2 separate regions of the Homo sapiens genome follow, and region 2 is linked to region 1. The links are chromatin loops, found by intact Hi-C in ENCODE. Cell type or tissue: OCI-LY7. All regions are shown on one strand.

Region 1 (8,000 bases):
CCAGGGTCATTAGGTTGGTCCCTTATCCAAAGGGACTGGTGCCCTCATAAGAACAGGAGATGAGGGCACAGACAGAAGAATGACCTTGTTAGGACCCAGAGAGAAAACAGTGTCTACAAGCCCAGAAGAGAGGCCTCGGGAGGAACCATCCCTGCCGGCCCCGTGACCTGGGACTTCAAGCCTCTATGACTATGGGAGAATGACCAGCTGCAATTTAAGCCACCAGGCCCGTGGTGCTCTGTTACAGCAGCCGAGGACACTAAGGCAAGTGCACAGGTTCCATGCCAGGCTTGTGGGAGGCATGGGAATGCTGAGCAAAAAGATTCCCTTTCCAATTGCTGGAGAGAGAGCAGAAGGAGTGAGGCTCATGGGCTTGCCCCCTAAACCCTGAACTCCAGCCTGGGCAACAAAAATGAAACTCTGTCTCAAAAGAAAAAAAAAGTCACACCATAGGCTAGGCATCATGGTTCACAGCTGTTATCCCAACACTTTGGGAGGCCAAGGTGGGCGGATAACTTGAGCTCAGGAGTTCAAGACCAGCCTGGCCAACATGGTGAAACCCCATCTCTAGTAAAAATACAAAAATTAGCAGGATATGGTGGCGCACGCCTCTGATCCTAGCTACTCAGAAGGCTGAGGCAAGAGAATCACTTGAACCCAGGAGGCAGAGGTTGCAGTGAGCCAAGATCATTGCACTCCAGCCTAGGCAACAAGAGCGAAAGTCTGTCTCAAAAAAAAAAAAGTCACACCACAATGAGTATAACAGAGAAGAAACCCCTATAGTAATTTTCTTCAATCTGTAGGGTAAATGTGTCTTTTGTCCTTCTCCCTCAATAGTCCCTCTCCTACACTTAAACTCTCGTGATGCTGGTCTGTGCTGCAGCTGTAGTAACTCCTCACATCCTGGCCACTCTCAGTCCACTGCACATTTTGGTGCATTTGTGGCTGCTTTCCAGTATCTGCCTCCCCTCAACTCTATCAACTCCAGGAGGGAAGAAAGCAACTGTCCCTAGTGCAAGTACCTTCAAGCATGGGCCTGCGCAGAGGCCACCACCCTGTGCTTATGGAATAAATAACCAATGCCTTCAAATAACCAATTCATTCATTGAGCAAAAAGGGAACCCCACAGAAACAAAACAAAAATCTCCTTCCAGAACATGCCTAGCAATAAATCTATCATCCTTGAAAAGGGATAGGATCCACAGCTATACTATCCTGAACACCCCGATCTCATCTAAACAAGGCACACAATTTTTATATGCACCTATGCACATTAAAAAAGAGAGAGAGAGAGAGAGAGAGAAGACTGCTCTGAGAAATACATAGCTCTCAACATCTGAGTGCTGAAAAACTACACAACCAGTAAGATCTAGACCTGGGGTAGGCAAGCTACGCCCAGAGGCCAGCTCAGAGAGTCAGATTTCACTGAGTCAACTGGGTATTACAAAGAGGTTGTGCACTCTGTATGTCATCTCTCTCTCACTTACATACACACGTGCAAACACTGTATTTCTCACACAGACCCCTTCATCTTGAACTATAGGTGCAGCTACACACCTTAGTCTTATTTTTAACACAGGAAGCAACAGGACTAGAAACAAAAATTACATGGGAATATTCCCATACACAAGAATACTAGATGCCTCAGCATTCAACCCTTTCAGGCAAAAAGAGGAAAACTAAATCTAAGGCATCTAACACTTTCAACCAGGCATTGTTTTAACACAAAATCTCTTTAGGAAGAAACTATTTTCTACATGAACAAATCAAGAAAAATATGCAGGCGAGGCACCGTGGCTCATGCTTGTAATCCCAGCACTTTGGAAGGCCGAGGCAGGTGGATCACCTGAGGTCAGGAGTTCAAGACCAGCCTGGCCAACATGGAGAAACCCATCTCTATTAAAAATACAAAAATTAGCCAGGCATGGTGGCACATGCCTGTAATCCCAGCTACTTAGGAGGCTGAGGCAGGAAAATCCCTTGATTTGCTGTGAGCTGAAATTGCACCACTGCTCTCCAGCCTGGGCAACAGTGTGAGACTCTGTCTCACCAAAAAAAAAAAGGAAAAATATGCAAAGTGTCTGTCCATAAACTCGATTTACATAGACATGTAAACGCTGGCTAAATTGGTATTGTTTTATATACCAAATATGCTTAAATTCCAATGCACATTTACGTAAAAGAAAAATATCTTGGGCTCCCAAAAACTCAAGCTAGGAAGCGCAAACTCAAAATAATGTAACCACTGGTGTCTCACCTATCTGTGACCTGGGAGTTCCCTCCCGCTTCGAGTTTTCCTGCCTTTGCTTCAAAGTAAAGCTTGCGAGAGAAGAAAGAATTGAGGATATGATTCCTTTCCATTTACCTACCCATTTTCTAGACACCCTGTGAAGGGGTCATTTACCCCTGAGTTTTTGGCTAACTCATTGGACAGAGCAGTTAGACCTTGCAGTACTTTTATTATACTTCCATCAGGGGCAGTATTGTTTGAGATGAACACCTTTCCAGACTGTTAGAAATAAAGTTTCAGTGCCACAAAAAAAATAGCCCTCGAACATACATTTTCTTAGCATGGCAATTTTAGTTTTATAGAAGGGTATGACTCGCAGATGGAGCAATGGTGAGAACACACCTGAGCAAGGAGGGGAAGGGGTTCCTATTCCTGTCGCAGGTAGCCCCTACTGCAATGTCATTCCCTGATTGGCTAGCGTTTCAGTTTCTGATGTCCCTGAAAGCTGTGTAATAGATTGTGAAGAAGAGGCAGGAGCAGAGTTCAAGGAAGGAATGGGAAGTTCACATTGTAAAAATGTAGTAGAGTCTGTAATGGCTCAGTCAAGGCAAAATGTTGACTATAATCAGTTACAGGAAGTAATATATCCTGAACCATCAAAATTGGGGGGAAAAGGTCCAGAATTATTTGGGCCATCAGAGTTTAGACGATGATGGCCACCAACTCCTTCTCCCGCGGTTCAGATGCCTGTGACATTACAACCTCAAATGCCAATCCAGACACAGTATCCACAATATCAGCTGGTGGAAAATAAAACCCAACCACCGGCAGCTTATCAACACCAGCCGCCAGCCGAATTTCAGTATCGGCCGTCTCCAGAGGTTCAGTATAGAACTCAGGTGGTGCGCCCAACCCAAATAGCAGGGCACTATATCAACATCCCACGGCAATGGTGTTTGATCCTACAGTACCACCTAGTGGACAAGATAGTGCACTCCATGAAATCATTGATAAAGCCAGAAAACAGGGAGATCTTGAGGCATGGCAGTTCCCAGTAATTTTACAACCCACCCGGCCGGGAAAGGGAGTCAAGCAGGAGCGTCTGTCCGAACTGAGTGTAGATATGAATCTTTCACCATGAAAATGTTAAAAGATATGAAGGAAGGAGTTAAACAATATGGACCCAACTCTCCTTGTATGAGAACATTATTAGATTCCATTGCTCTTGGAAATAGACTTATTCCTTAGGATTGGGAAATTTTGGCTAAATCTTCCCTTTCACCCTCTCAATTCCTACAGTTTAAAACCTGGTAGATTGATGGAGTACAAGAATATGTACAGAAAAATCAGGCTACTTATCCTGTTGTCCATATAGATGCAGATCAATTGCTAGGAACAGGTCCAAATTGGAGCACTATTAACCAACAATCAATAATGCAAAATGAGGCTATTGAACAACTAAGGGCTATTTGCCTCAGGGCCTGGGAAAAGATTCAGGACCCAGGATCTGCCTGCCCTTCTTTTAGTTCAATCAGACAAGGCTCTAAAGAGCCATATCCAGACTTTGTGGCAAGGTTGCATGCTGCAGCTCAAAAATCCATTGCAGATAATAATGCCTGAAAAGTTATTGTAGAAATAATGGCTTACCAAAATGCACATCCAGAATGTCAATCAGCCATAAAGCCATTAAGAGGAAAGGTTTCAGCAGGAGTTGATGTAATTACAGAATATGTGAAGGCTTGTGATGGGATTGGAGGAGCTATGCATAAGGCAATGCTATTGGCTCAAGCAATTAGGGGGTTGCTTTAGGAGGACAAGTTAAAACATTTGGGGGAAAATGTTATAATTGTGGTCAAATCAGTCATCTAAAAAAGAATTGCCCAGGCTTAAATAAACAGAGCAAAAGTAAACAGCCACCTGGCCTGTGTCCAAAATGTGGAAAAGAAAAACACTGGGCTAAAAAATGTCCTTCTAAATTTGATAAAAATGGGCAACCATTGTCAGGAAATGGCAAACAGGGCCAGCCCCAGGCCCCGCAACAAAGTGGGGCATTCCTGATTCAGCCATTTGTTCCTCAGGGTTTTCAGGGACAACAACCCCCACAGTAAATACCACCATTTCAGGAAATCAGCTAATTACAACAATACAACAGTTATCCCCCGCCACAGCAGGCAGCACGGCAGTAGATTTATGTTCTTTATGATTATGTAAAGATTTACGATTTCTTTACTCCCTGGAGAGCCCCTGCAAAAGATTCCTACAAGGGTACATGGCCCGCTGCCAGAAGGGAGAGTAGGCCTTATTTTAGGAAAATCAAGTCTAAATTTGAAGGGAGTCCAAATTCATACTGGGGTAACTGACTCTGATTATAAAGGGGAAATTCAGTTAGTGATTAGCTCTACTGTTCCCTGGAGTGCCAATCCAGGTGATAGAATTGCTCAGTTACTGTTCTTGCCTTATATCAAAATTGGGGATAGCAAAACAGAAAAAACAGGAGGGTTTGGAAGTACCAACCCTGCTGGAAATGCTGTTTATTGGGCTAGTCAGCTCTCAGAGAATAGACCTGTGTGTACAGTTACTATTCAGGGAAAGCAGTTTGAAGGAATCATGGATATGGGGGCTGATGTTTCTATCCTTGCCTTAAATCAATGGCCAAAAAATTGACCTAAACAAGTCCGTTACAGGACTTGTTGGTGTGGGCACCGCCTCAGAAGTGTATCAAAGTCCATGATTTTACATTGTTTAGGAACTGAGCATCAAGAGAGTACAGTTCAGCCTATGATTACTTCTATTCCAATTAATTTATGGGGCCGAGACTTGTTAGAACAGTGGCATGCAGAGATCACTATTCCAGTCTTCCTATACAGCCCCACTCCAACTTTAGATTTTTGCTACTGCACACTCTCCAACAGGCATTATTGTTGAAAATACAGATATTGTGGAGTGGCCATTCCTTCCCCACAGTAAAGACTTTTACATTGTACTTAGATCAAATGGCTACATTAATTGGTCAGGCAAGACTACGAATAGTAAAATTGTGTGGAAGTGACCCAGATAAAATCATTGTCCCTTTAAACAAGGAACAGGTTAGACAAGCCTTTATCAATTCAGTCTGCATGGCAGACTGGTCTTGCTGATTTTGTGGGAATTATTGATAATCATTACCCAAAAACAAAAATCTTCCAGTTTTTAAAATTGACTACTTGGATTTTACCTAAAATTACCAGAAAAAAACCTTTCAAAAATGTTCTGACAGTGTTTACTGATGGTTCCAGCAATGGAAAAGCAGCTTACATCAGGCCAAAAGAACGAGTCATTGAAGCTCAATATCACTCAGCTCAAAGAGCAGAATTGGCTGCTGTCATTTCAGTGTTAAACAAGATTTAATCAGCCTATTAACATTGTTTCAGATACTGCATATGTAGTACAGGCTACAAAGGATGTTGAGACAGCCCTAATCAAATATAGTATGGGTGATCAGTTAAATCAGCTGTTTAAATTGTTACAATAAACTATAAGAAAAAGAAATTTCCCACTTTATATTACTCATATTCGAGCACATACTAATTTACCACGGCCTTTAACTAAGGCAAATGAACAAGCTGACTTCCTAGTATCATCTGATTTCATGGAAGCACAAGAACTTCACGCCCTGACTCATGTAAATGCAACAGGATTAAAAAATAAATATTATATCACATGGAAACAAGCAAAAAATATTGTACTACATTGTGCTCAGTGTCAAGTCTTACACCTGCCCACTCAGGAGGCAGGAGTTAATCCCAGAGGTTTATGTCCTAATGCATTATGGCAAATGGATGTCACACATGTACCTTCATTTGGAAAAATGTCATTTGTCCATGAGACAGTTGATACCTATTCACATTTCATGTGGACAACCTGCCAGACAGGAGAAAGTACTTCCCATGTTAAAAGACATTTATTATCTTGTTTTGCTGTCATGGGAGTTCCAGAAAAAATTAAAACGGATAATGGGCCAGGATACTGTAGCAAAGCATTTCAAAAATTCCTAAATCAGTGGAAAATTACACATACAACAGGAATCCCCTATAATTCCCCAAGGACAGGCCATAACTGAAAGAACTAATAGAACACTCAAAGCTCAATTGGTTAAACAAAAAATGGAAAAAGACAGTAAGGAGTATAACACTCCCCAGATGCAACTTAATCTAGCACTCTATAGTTTAAATTCTTTAAACATATATAGAAATCAGACCACTACTTCTGCAGAACAACATTTTACTGGTAAAAAGAACAGCCCACATGGGGGAAAACTGATTTGGTGGAAAGACAACAAAAATAAAACATGGGAAATAGGTAAGGTGATAACATGGGGGAGAGGTTTTTCTTGTGTTTCACCAGAAGAAAATCAGCTTCCTGTTTGGATACCCACTAGACATTTGAAGTTCTACAATGAACCCATCAGAGATGCAAATGAAGGTGCCTCCATAGAGACAGAAAACCTGCAATCGAGCATCATCACCTCGCCAGGTGAAGAAAATGGTGATATCAAAAGAACAGATGAAGTTGCCATCCACCAAGAAAGCGGAGCCGCCGACCTGGGCCCAGCTAAAGAAGCTGACACAGTTAGCTGAAAAAAGCCTGAAAAACATGAGGGTAACATAAACTCCAGAGAATATGCTGCTTGCAGCTTTAATGATTGTATCAATGGTGCTAAGTCTCCCTATATCTGCAGGAGCCGCTACAGCTAACTATACTTACTGGGCCTATGTGCCTTTCCCACCCTTAATTCGGGCACTCACTTGGAGAGATAATCCTATTGAAGTACATGTTAACAATAGTACATGGGTACCAGACCCCACAGATGACCGTGGCCCTGCCCAACCTGAAGAAGAAGGAATGATGATAAACATTTCCATTGGGTATCATTATCCTCCTATTTGTCTGGGAAAAGCACCAGGATGCTTAATGCCTACAAACCAAAACTGGTTGGTAGAAGTACCTACTGTCAGTGCCACCAGTAAATTCACTTATCACATGGTAAGTGAAATGTCACTTGGGTCACAAATGAATAATTTACAGGACTCTTCCTATCAAAGATCATTAAGATTTAGGCCTAAGGGAAAATCTTGCCCCAAGGAAATTCCAAAAGAATCAAAAGACCCAGAAGTCTTAGTTTGGGAAGAATGTGTGGCTGATACTGCAGTGGTACTACAAAACAATAAATTTGGAACTATTATAGACTAGGCCCCTCGAGGCCAATTATATTATGACCGTATGGGCCAGACCCACTCATGTTCACAGGCTCCATCTGTCTGGCCCGCTAATCCAGTCTATGATAGTGATTTAACTAAAAGGCTAGACCAGGTTTATAGAAGGCTAAAATCACCCTATCCATGGAAATGGGGTGAAAAGAGGATTTCTTCACCCCGACCAAAGTTAGTCCTGTTGTTGGTCCTGAACACCCAGAATTATGGAAGCTCACTGTGGCCTCGTACCACATTAGAATTTGGTCTGGAAATCAAGTTATGGGAACAAGAAATCATAAGCCATATTATACTATTAACCTAAATTACAATCTGACAATTCCTTTGCAAAGTTAGGTAAAACCCCCTTATACGCTAGTTGTAGGAAATATAGTTATTAAACCAGATTCCCAAACTATAACCTGTGAAAACTGTAGATTGTTTACTTGCATTGATTCAACTTTCGACTGGCAGCATCATATTCTGTTAGTCAGGGCAAGAGAGGGTATGGGGATCCCTGTGTCCATGGACTGACCGTGGGA
Region 2 (8,000 bases), 120 kb before region 1:
ATAGTGAGAAGGGCACCTGCAACAGATGCAGGTGTGGAATGTGCACTTCTCCTGCCCCTAATATTTGATCATGAACATTTTCAAGCATGGTGAAATTTAAGGGTTTTTAATAAGTGCTCTGGGGGATGCAGAAACATGTCTTTTGGATTTCCCACAACAGGAAGTGAATCTGATTACTACTGCCCACAGAATCCACCATCATATTCAGATATTTGGGTGGATTCTGAGACTGTGCCCAGCGAGGACTGATGGAGGTGGGAGAACTCGACAGGTGTCTGGGAGTCATCTGTCACCTAGGCTGGAGTGCAGTGGCGCAATCTCAGCTAACTGCAACTTCAACCTCCCAGGTTCAAGTGATTCTCCTGCCTCAGCCTCCCAAGTAGCTGCGATTACAAGCATGTGTGACCATGCCCAGCTAATTTTGTATATTTAGTATAAAAGGGGCTTCACCACGTTGGTCAGGCTGGTCTCGAACTCCCAACCTCAGATGATCCACCCACCTCAGCCTCCCAAAGTGTTGCGATTACAGGTGTGAGATACCACACATGGCCAGCTCACGGACTTCCTATAGACCTGTAAGGCCAGGGGTCAGACTGACTTTATGGTCTGAGTTCTTCCTTCTCTAGCTCTTTCCCTGTTTCCATCACAGCTGTTTCTCCCAATAAATCTCTTGCCCATCTAATCCTGTCTTGGTGTCTGAATGAATACAATTGACCTGAATGAATACAATTCACCTACCAGCAAGGGAATTGACAGTAATTCATCATTAAATGTATTAACATGTTGGAAATTGAAATGTAATTTTATGTTTGAAAGAAAATTGCGTAACATATGTGTAACAGAAAACATTCCAGACCTTTGCTTCTGGTTTAAAAGAGCATTAACTTGACATATTCAAGAGGTGAGGAAAATAGAGGGCTTTGAAAGAGTCAAATAAGGCCAGGTATGGTGGCTCATGCCTGTAATCCCCAGCCCTTTGGGAGACTGAGACAGGAAGATTGCTTGAGCTCAAGAGTTCTAGACCTGCCTGGACAACACGGTGAGACCGGTCTGTACAAAAATTAATTTTAAAAGTTTTTATAAAAAAGAAGAAAGGGTCATATAAGCCTTCACTCATGATTCACTAATGGTGACAGGCAGGATAAATCTAAAGACCAAGACCAGGAGGGCTGTCTCAAAACCTGTTCTCAACTGGGCTCTTTAAAGGTAGTGTCTTGAACTAAGACAGGTGCACACCAACAGTATTATAGATAGATATTTTTATACTTACAGAACATTAAAGTGGGCTTTAAGATTTCTTTTAAGAGAAACGCTAAGCATTTCCTTGATTTACAAGAAACAGCTGAAATGATTCAGTGAGTTCTTGATGATAAGCTCCTCCTAACTGATTGTATCATTTTTTTTTGATGATTGACATATTTTCACAAATCCACCCATTACTATTTCTAGCAAGGATTCCATGAACAGAGACTCTTGCACACTAGTCCCGAGATGCATGCTTCCCGGAGGGCTACCTAGGGCTGTGGGGCTGGGCTTGGCATTGGGTTGGCTCTACGCAGGGTCCACCACTTCCCTTCCTTCCCTGAGAGGATGTGGTTCACATGAGGTCCCTGGGAAGCCTGTGATCTCAGTGGACCCCTTGCCAGTGAACATTGCTCATCACCCATGAGTACACAGGGGGAATGAACTTGAGGATGTAAATGCACCTGAATGTCAACCAAGCCAAAAACACCCAAAATGAAAATGCAGATGAATGGGGGAGGGGCCATGTGATCCCTCCTAAGATTAAAGGGACCCCTTGGTTATTTTCAATAGCTCCTAGAGCATCATCACTTCTCTCTCAGAATAAAATGAAGTGTTGTACAGTCCTTTCCAAACTGCCCTATACAATCCTTCATGCAGTGCAGTACTCGTTCCCATCCCTTTTTCTACTCTTTTTAGTGGGATTCTCCTACCCTCAGGTGTGGCCCAAGATACCCACAGCAGCCAGCCACCTTCACTCAAATCCTATGTCCTTTCAGTCCATGGCAAAAGGACAACCCAACATACACACCTTACTTACTCAAACAGAAACTTTCATTTGAAAAATCTAAGTGGCATGACAACAGCAAACACACATTCCTTCCTACTCCCGGATCTTCTCTATGGTGGAGCTGCAGGAGCTGGTGTGCGTGGAGGATGTTGAGTTGGCCTCACCCCTGTTAGCTGCTCCCCCACTCCCACCCTCCAACCTCAATATCTAGAAAGCAGCATTTTGGTGATAAGTGCTAAGAAGAGGAAGAGGAAGGTGGAAGGTATCGTGCCATGAGCTCAGAAAGTGAACAGAAGACAGTGGCTCCTTCAAGGAAGAACATGTGCCAAGGTGAGGGTTTGGAATCAAATGGCCAAGAGCCCTGAGGACAGCAGACACGATGCCCTTCCTTAGGGAGAAGAGCTGCTGGAGGTGTCTGGTGAGGGAAGAGCTCACAACCCACATGGGGTGCAAGATGGACAGCATCTACTGGGTCTGTCCGGGAAGCCTGGGCTTGCTCTACTCCCTCAAGGGCACTGCTTTGAACCAGAGACACTGGAATAGTGGCTGTTCAGGCATCCCTTACTAAAAGGATTCGTATGGGTCAGGAGCTTACCTGAGTATTCCAGATATGAACATACTTGTCAAAGGATCCACTAGCCAAGTACTTTCCATCGGGGCTGAAAGCTACACTGTAGACAGGCTCTTGATGCTTCATGAGTGTGTGGGTGCAGACACCTTGCTCCACATCCCACAGTCGCACTGTAGAATCAAATGAAGCACTAGGAGGATGGGAGAAAGCCAGGAGTTGAAGACCAGGCTGGGCAACATGGTGAGACCCTGTTTTTCTTTACATATATATATTATATATATATAATATACATAAAAAATATATAACATACATATATAAAATATACATAAGATATGTATATAAAATATATAAAAAATATAAGCTATATAAAAAATATAAGATATATATCATATATAAAATATATATGATATATAAAATATATGATATATAAAAAATATAATATATGATATATATAAAATATATGATATATAATATATAAGATATATATAAAATATATAAGATATATATAAGACATATATATAAAATATATAAGATATATATATAAAAGATATATATATATTCTTCAAGCAACAGGAATTTTTGTGTTTTCTGAGACGGAGTTTCACTTTTATTGCCCAGGCTGGAGTGCAGTGGGGTGGTCTTGGCTCACTGCAGCCTCCGTCTCCTGGGTTCAAGAGATTCTCCTGCCTCTGCCTCCCAAGTAGCTGGGATTACAGGTATGCACCACCATACCCAGCTAATTTTTGTATTTTTTAGTAGAGATAGCATTTTGCCATGTTGGCCAGTCTGGTCTCGAACTCCTGACCTGTCATCTGCCCACCTCGGCCCCCAAAAGTGCTGGGATTACAGGTGTGAGCCATGGCACCTGGGCCAAAACCATGGTAACCTCAAAGGTAGGATGGTTTTGGCCCCTTCAAAGTGAGCTACCACTTTGTTTCCTCTGAAGGGCTTCAACACAGGTGCACAGACACACTTGAGCAAAATTTCTTGTTATCGTTGTGTAGGGCGGAGCTGTACCAGTTGTGCTGCCGGCCCTTACCTTGCCAACATGATGCTGGAGTTTGGGTTGCTGGTGGCAGGCCCGGTGGGGCTCCACTTGATGGTGTAGATCTCTTTGCTGTGAGCCTGAAGATCGTGGACGCATGCATCCTGCTTCATACTCCAGATCTAAAGGACACACCGGCCACAACATGAGCAAAAGCCATTCCTGCACCCGGGAATGATGTGGCATCATTCCTCCGGGGTGCATAAGTGAGGCTAATGGCCCACGGCGGGATATGGGGTGTGCAGTGGTGAGAAAGGATGCGGGGAGGCTGGGATTCTCAGTAGGACGCTGACTGAGAAATTGGAGTTCACCGGATGACAGAGGAAGGGAACGTGGTCAGTAACAAATAATCCTCATGCAAGTGTGACTGTGAGACTGACGTCAAGTGCCCAAGGCTGTCTGAGATTAAACAGCCCACCCCTTGCCATGCTGACTCTACCTTCAATGTCATGTCATCCGAGCAGGACGCCAGCAACATTCCAGAAGGATCCCATTTGATGGCATTGACCTCGTTCTGAAACAGAGCGGAGAGTCTCTTGAAAAATATATCAGGACCTGTGAGTAGATGAGGTCGCCTTCCAGCAGGGGGCAGCAGCGCGCCACCGTCGCTGCAGAAGGTCTTAGGCCTCAGCCTGACATCAAAGAGCACAGCCCAACCAGCCGTCTAGTTTCCTCTTTTTCTCACTTTGCCTTTTTCATTTATGTAAAACCACAGCCCTGTACCACACATCACCAGCTACTCTCATCCATACTTTGTTAAGAAGAAAACCTTCCCTGCTAGGAAGGAAAGCAAGTGAAGAATTCATATACCATAAAACACAGCAAATAAAACCAGTTATTTTAAAAGCTGGGCTTTGAAAATTACTTTCGTACGCACTCTTCCTTTTTTTTTCTTTTTCTTTTTTTTTAACTTTTGAGGCAAGCTCTCGCGGTTGCCCAGGTTTGAGTTCAGTGGCCCGATTCTAGCTCACTGCAGCCTTGACCTGCTGAACTCAAGTGATCCTCCTGCCTCAACCTCTAGCTTGGACTAAAGACAGGCCCTACCACACCCAGCTACTTTTTTTTTCTCTTTTGATGGAGATGGGTTGCTGAAGCTGGTCTTGAACTCCTGGGCTCAAGCAATCCCCACCTTGGCCTCCAATGTAGGTAGCTGGGATGAGAGGCAGGCACCACCACACCCAGCTTTTTGTGTGTGTGTCTGTGTGTGTGTGTGTCTGTGTGTGTGTGTGTGTGTGTGTGTGTGTGTGTGTATTTTTTACAGAGATGGGGTTGCCCAAGGTGATCTTGAACTCCCAGGCTCAAACAACCCTCTGGCCTCAGCCTCCCAAAGTGCTGGGATTACAGGCATGTGTTACCATGCCAGGTCTCCTATGCACTTTAATCTAACAGTTCCTTCCCATGTCTACACCCATTACAAGGCATTGCTCTCCTGCCGGTGAGTGGAGGTGGAGGGAGGGATAAACACAAGAAGTGAAGCCTCAGCTATTGTGGAGCTCAAGCAGGATAAGGGCTGACTCAGGTGAAAGACGGGTGACCAAAATGCACATACAGGCAGACACACATGTGCAAGGGAAATGAGAGGCAAATGCTGAGCAGCAGAAGCCACACAACACAGGCAAAATCCTGGCCAGGGGCTCCTCATCCGCTGCAAACAGCCAAGTACCTAAAAGCACAGGGTGAGCGCTCTAACCCACAGGCTCAGGACACCTGGGTACGCTGAGACTAAACCCTGGAGGATAAAGGCAAAAGTACCCAGGGACCAAGGCAGAAAAGGACACACTGGGACAGACACACATAAAAGAATCACTTGTGCTGGGCACGGTGGCTCATGCTTCTAATCCCAGCACTTTGGGAGGCCAAGGTGGGCGGATCACGATCAAGAGATCAAGCAGTCAAGAGATCAAGACCATCCTGGCTAACATGGTGAAACCCCGTCTCTACTAAAAATACAAAAGTTAGCTAGGTGTGGTGGCGGGCGCCTGTAGTCCCAGCTACTAGGGAGGCTGAGGCAAGAGAATCGCTTGAACCTGGGATGGGGAGGTTGCTGTGAGCCGAGATCGTGCCATTGCACTCCAGCCTGGGCAACAGAGCTAAACTCCATCTCAAACAAACAAACAAACAAAAGAGAACCATTTGCAGCAAAGGTTCAGCTGGGGAACAGCCTGCCCAGGAGAAATGGGGCAGGATCTTTTCTGGGGGGGTGACAATAGGGTCCCATATGCCCCAGACAGCCCAATATCTGATGCCTATTGTCCTGGCATTAACTAATTTCACACTGAAAATTAATTTTCTAAATATTTTCAAACTCCTGAGGGCTCCAATTTGGATGGTAAACTGTATGGTCATGTTACTTTCTAAGGACACAGACACTGAGTTTTGAAGGGTGTGAACGGGACAGTGACAAGCCACCTGTGTGCTCTATGTGGTATGGGTGGCCCAGGAAATGGAGAAACAAGCGTGATGGCCAAGGAATAGGCTGCTGTGAAATCCCAGGGAGGGTGGAGGGGGCTGGCTGGAGAGGGGCCTGACAGAGTGTCAGCCTGCAAAGGTGTCTATGAGAATGGATGTGTCTTCCAGGAGCAGGCTGCTGGGATGGAGGGGAGGGCAGACAAGGCCTATTGAAGAGGGGGCTGTGAGCATGCTTATGTGTCTATGAGCATGGATGTCTGTTCCAGAAGGCTGCTGGGAGAATCTGGAAAGGGTGCAGCAGACCGGTTGGAGAGGAGGCTGACAGTGTGAGCAGGCTTAGGTGTCTATGAACATGGACATATGACCCAGGAGCAGCCTGCTGGGAGAGCCCAGGGAGGCAGAAGGGGCCTGCTGAAGAGGGAGATGAGAATGTGCTTAGTGCCTGTGAGCATGAATGTTTGTGCTGGGAGCAGACTACTGGGAGAGACCAGGGAGGGTGGAGGGGGCCACTGAAGAGGGGGCTGAGAGAGTGAGCATTCTTAAGTATGTGTGAGTGTGAATGTGGGTGCTAGGCTAGCAAGAGTGACTCTCACTGCAGCTGTGGAAAGGAAATCCCACAGGCCCAGAATGTGGAGCTGGTCACCTTGGCCTGTCTGCATCCAAACTCACATAAAGGAACACATTTTTTCTTGAGAGTTGATCCTACAGCCTCCAATCCAAGTCCCAGTTCCTGGGTTGCCTCCAGAGCTGGCTTGTAGGTCTACACTCAACCCCAGTGACTTGGAGCTTTGTTTAGGGCCATCAGCCACAGTATGACCCACTTAAAGGGTCAAGTCCCATGCTGGTGGCAAGGTCTGGAGCAGGACAGTTGGGAACCAGAAACAGTGTGTGCAGCTCTCTCAAAAACTTGAGGATAGTCCAGGGTTAGAGGAGAAATAAATTTAGATCAGAAAAAGAGTCAGTTTGGAGCCAGGAGATGTAAACAGGATAACAAATGCCTGTGCTCTAAAAGTGCCTTCCTTTGGGGTGGGGAACCTTGGCCCAGGGGTGGGGTGAGATGGGCACTAGGGGAAAGAGAAAAATGGAATTTACATCAGTTAAGTTAGTGACATGATGGCAAATCTCCAGGAACGCGATCGTCCTCTCCTGCTTTAACAGGGGATCCCCCAGCTCCTAGCAAGGAAAGATATTCTGGATGCTGGTGAGAGAAAGGCAAGACGCCATGGGCCCTCCTGGGATCACTGTTGATGTGCTCTGCATTTTCTGGGAGAGACAGGCACACAGGCCAACAGCCACTGTCAGGGCTGTGGTATTCACATGGGCAATGAGAGCTCAGGAGGTGCCATGAATTATCCCAGGGGTGTGCACAGGACATGTAAATGGGCCTGGAGGATGGAGAAGAGTCTGTATCAGACTGAGGGCTGCTGTGGGAGTCTAAGTCAGGGACTGTTCCAGGAAGGCCTTAGCATGGGTTGAGGTGCTTGGCTGCACATGTCTTTAGGAAGACAGAGGCACAGGGTGTTTTGGACACTAGCCCAGGAGGCTGAGACTAATAAATGTGTTTAATGGTATACCGGCGATTGCAGAAGTAAGGTAAGAGATCATAACAATTGGAGAATTTGAGAGATATCTGATGAAAAGACCAGAAAGAGCCTCAGAGCCCACAGTAAGGAATTTGTTAAGTTGGCTGCTATTCATATTGTTGTTCCTTGGTATACAACAGGACCTTTTTCAGTCTTTGCTTGCTTTTAGGATTTTCTTTGTCATTAAATTTGATGTTTGATAACCATATGCCTAGGTGGGTAGGTGTGGTTCTGTTCATATTTATTCTGCTTGAGATTTCCTGAGCTTCTCAAATTAAATGATGTTTTCCAACAAATTTAGAAAAAATTGGCCATTATTGCCTCAAATGATTTTCCTGTTTCATTCTTTCTTCTTTCCCC

What was found. Peaks named below come from ENCODE experiments on the same cell type or tissue, not always from the same donor. Only the 100,000 strongest peaks of a DNase experiment are listed, where the experiment ranks them.
Region 2: a loop joins it to region 1, with 12 times the contacts of the local background. A loop is called at or near these places in 39 of 110 quality-filtered maps.

What each region holds. Positions count from the first base shown.
Region 1 is chrY:6,960,137-6,968,136 of GRCh38, reverse strand. All of the region lies in intron 2 of TBL1Y (transducin beta like 1 Y-linked), which reads right to left. Among named protein-coding and RNA genes, the nearest start is that of AMELY, 52 kb to the right of the region's middle. In OCI-LY7, CTCF peaks have their summits at 3,013 and 3,213 (motif pointing left); a DNase peak (open chromatin) is centred at 3,176.
Region 2 is chrY:7,082,060-7,090,059 of GRCh38, reverse strand. It overlaps TBL1Y (transducin beta like 1 Y-linked), which reads right to left. Exons shown (of 19, transcript NM_033284.2): 15 at 4,088-4,162; 16 at 3,643-3,770; 17 at 2,628-2,793. Among named protein-coding and RNA genes, the nearest start is that of AMELY, 170 kb to the right of the region's middle. In OCI-LY7, a CTCF peak has its summit at 4,226 (motif pointing right); a DNase peak (open chromatin) is centred at 4,279; H3K27ac peaks cover 568 bases.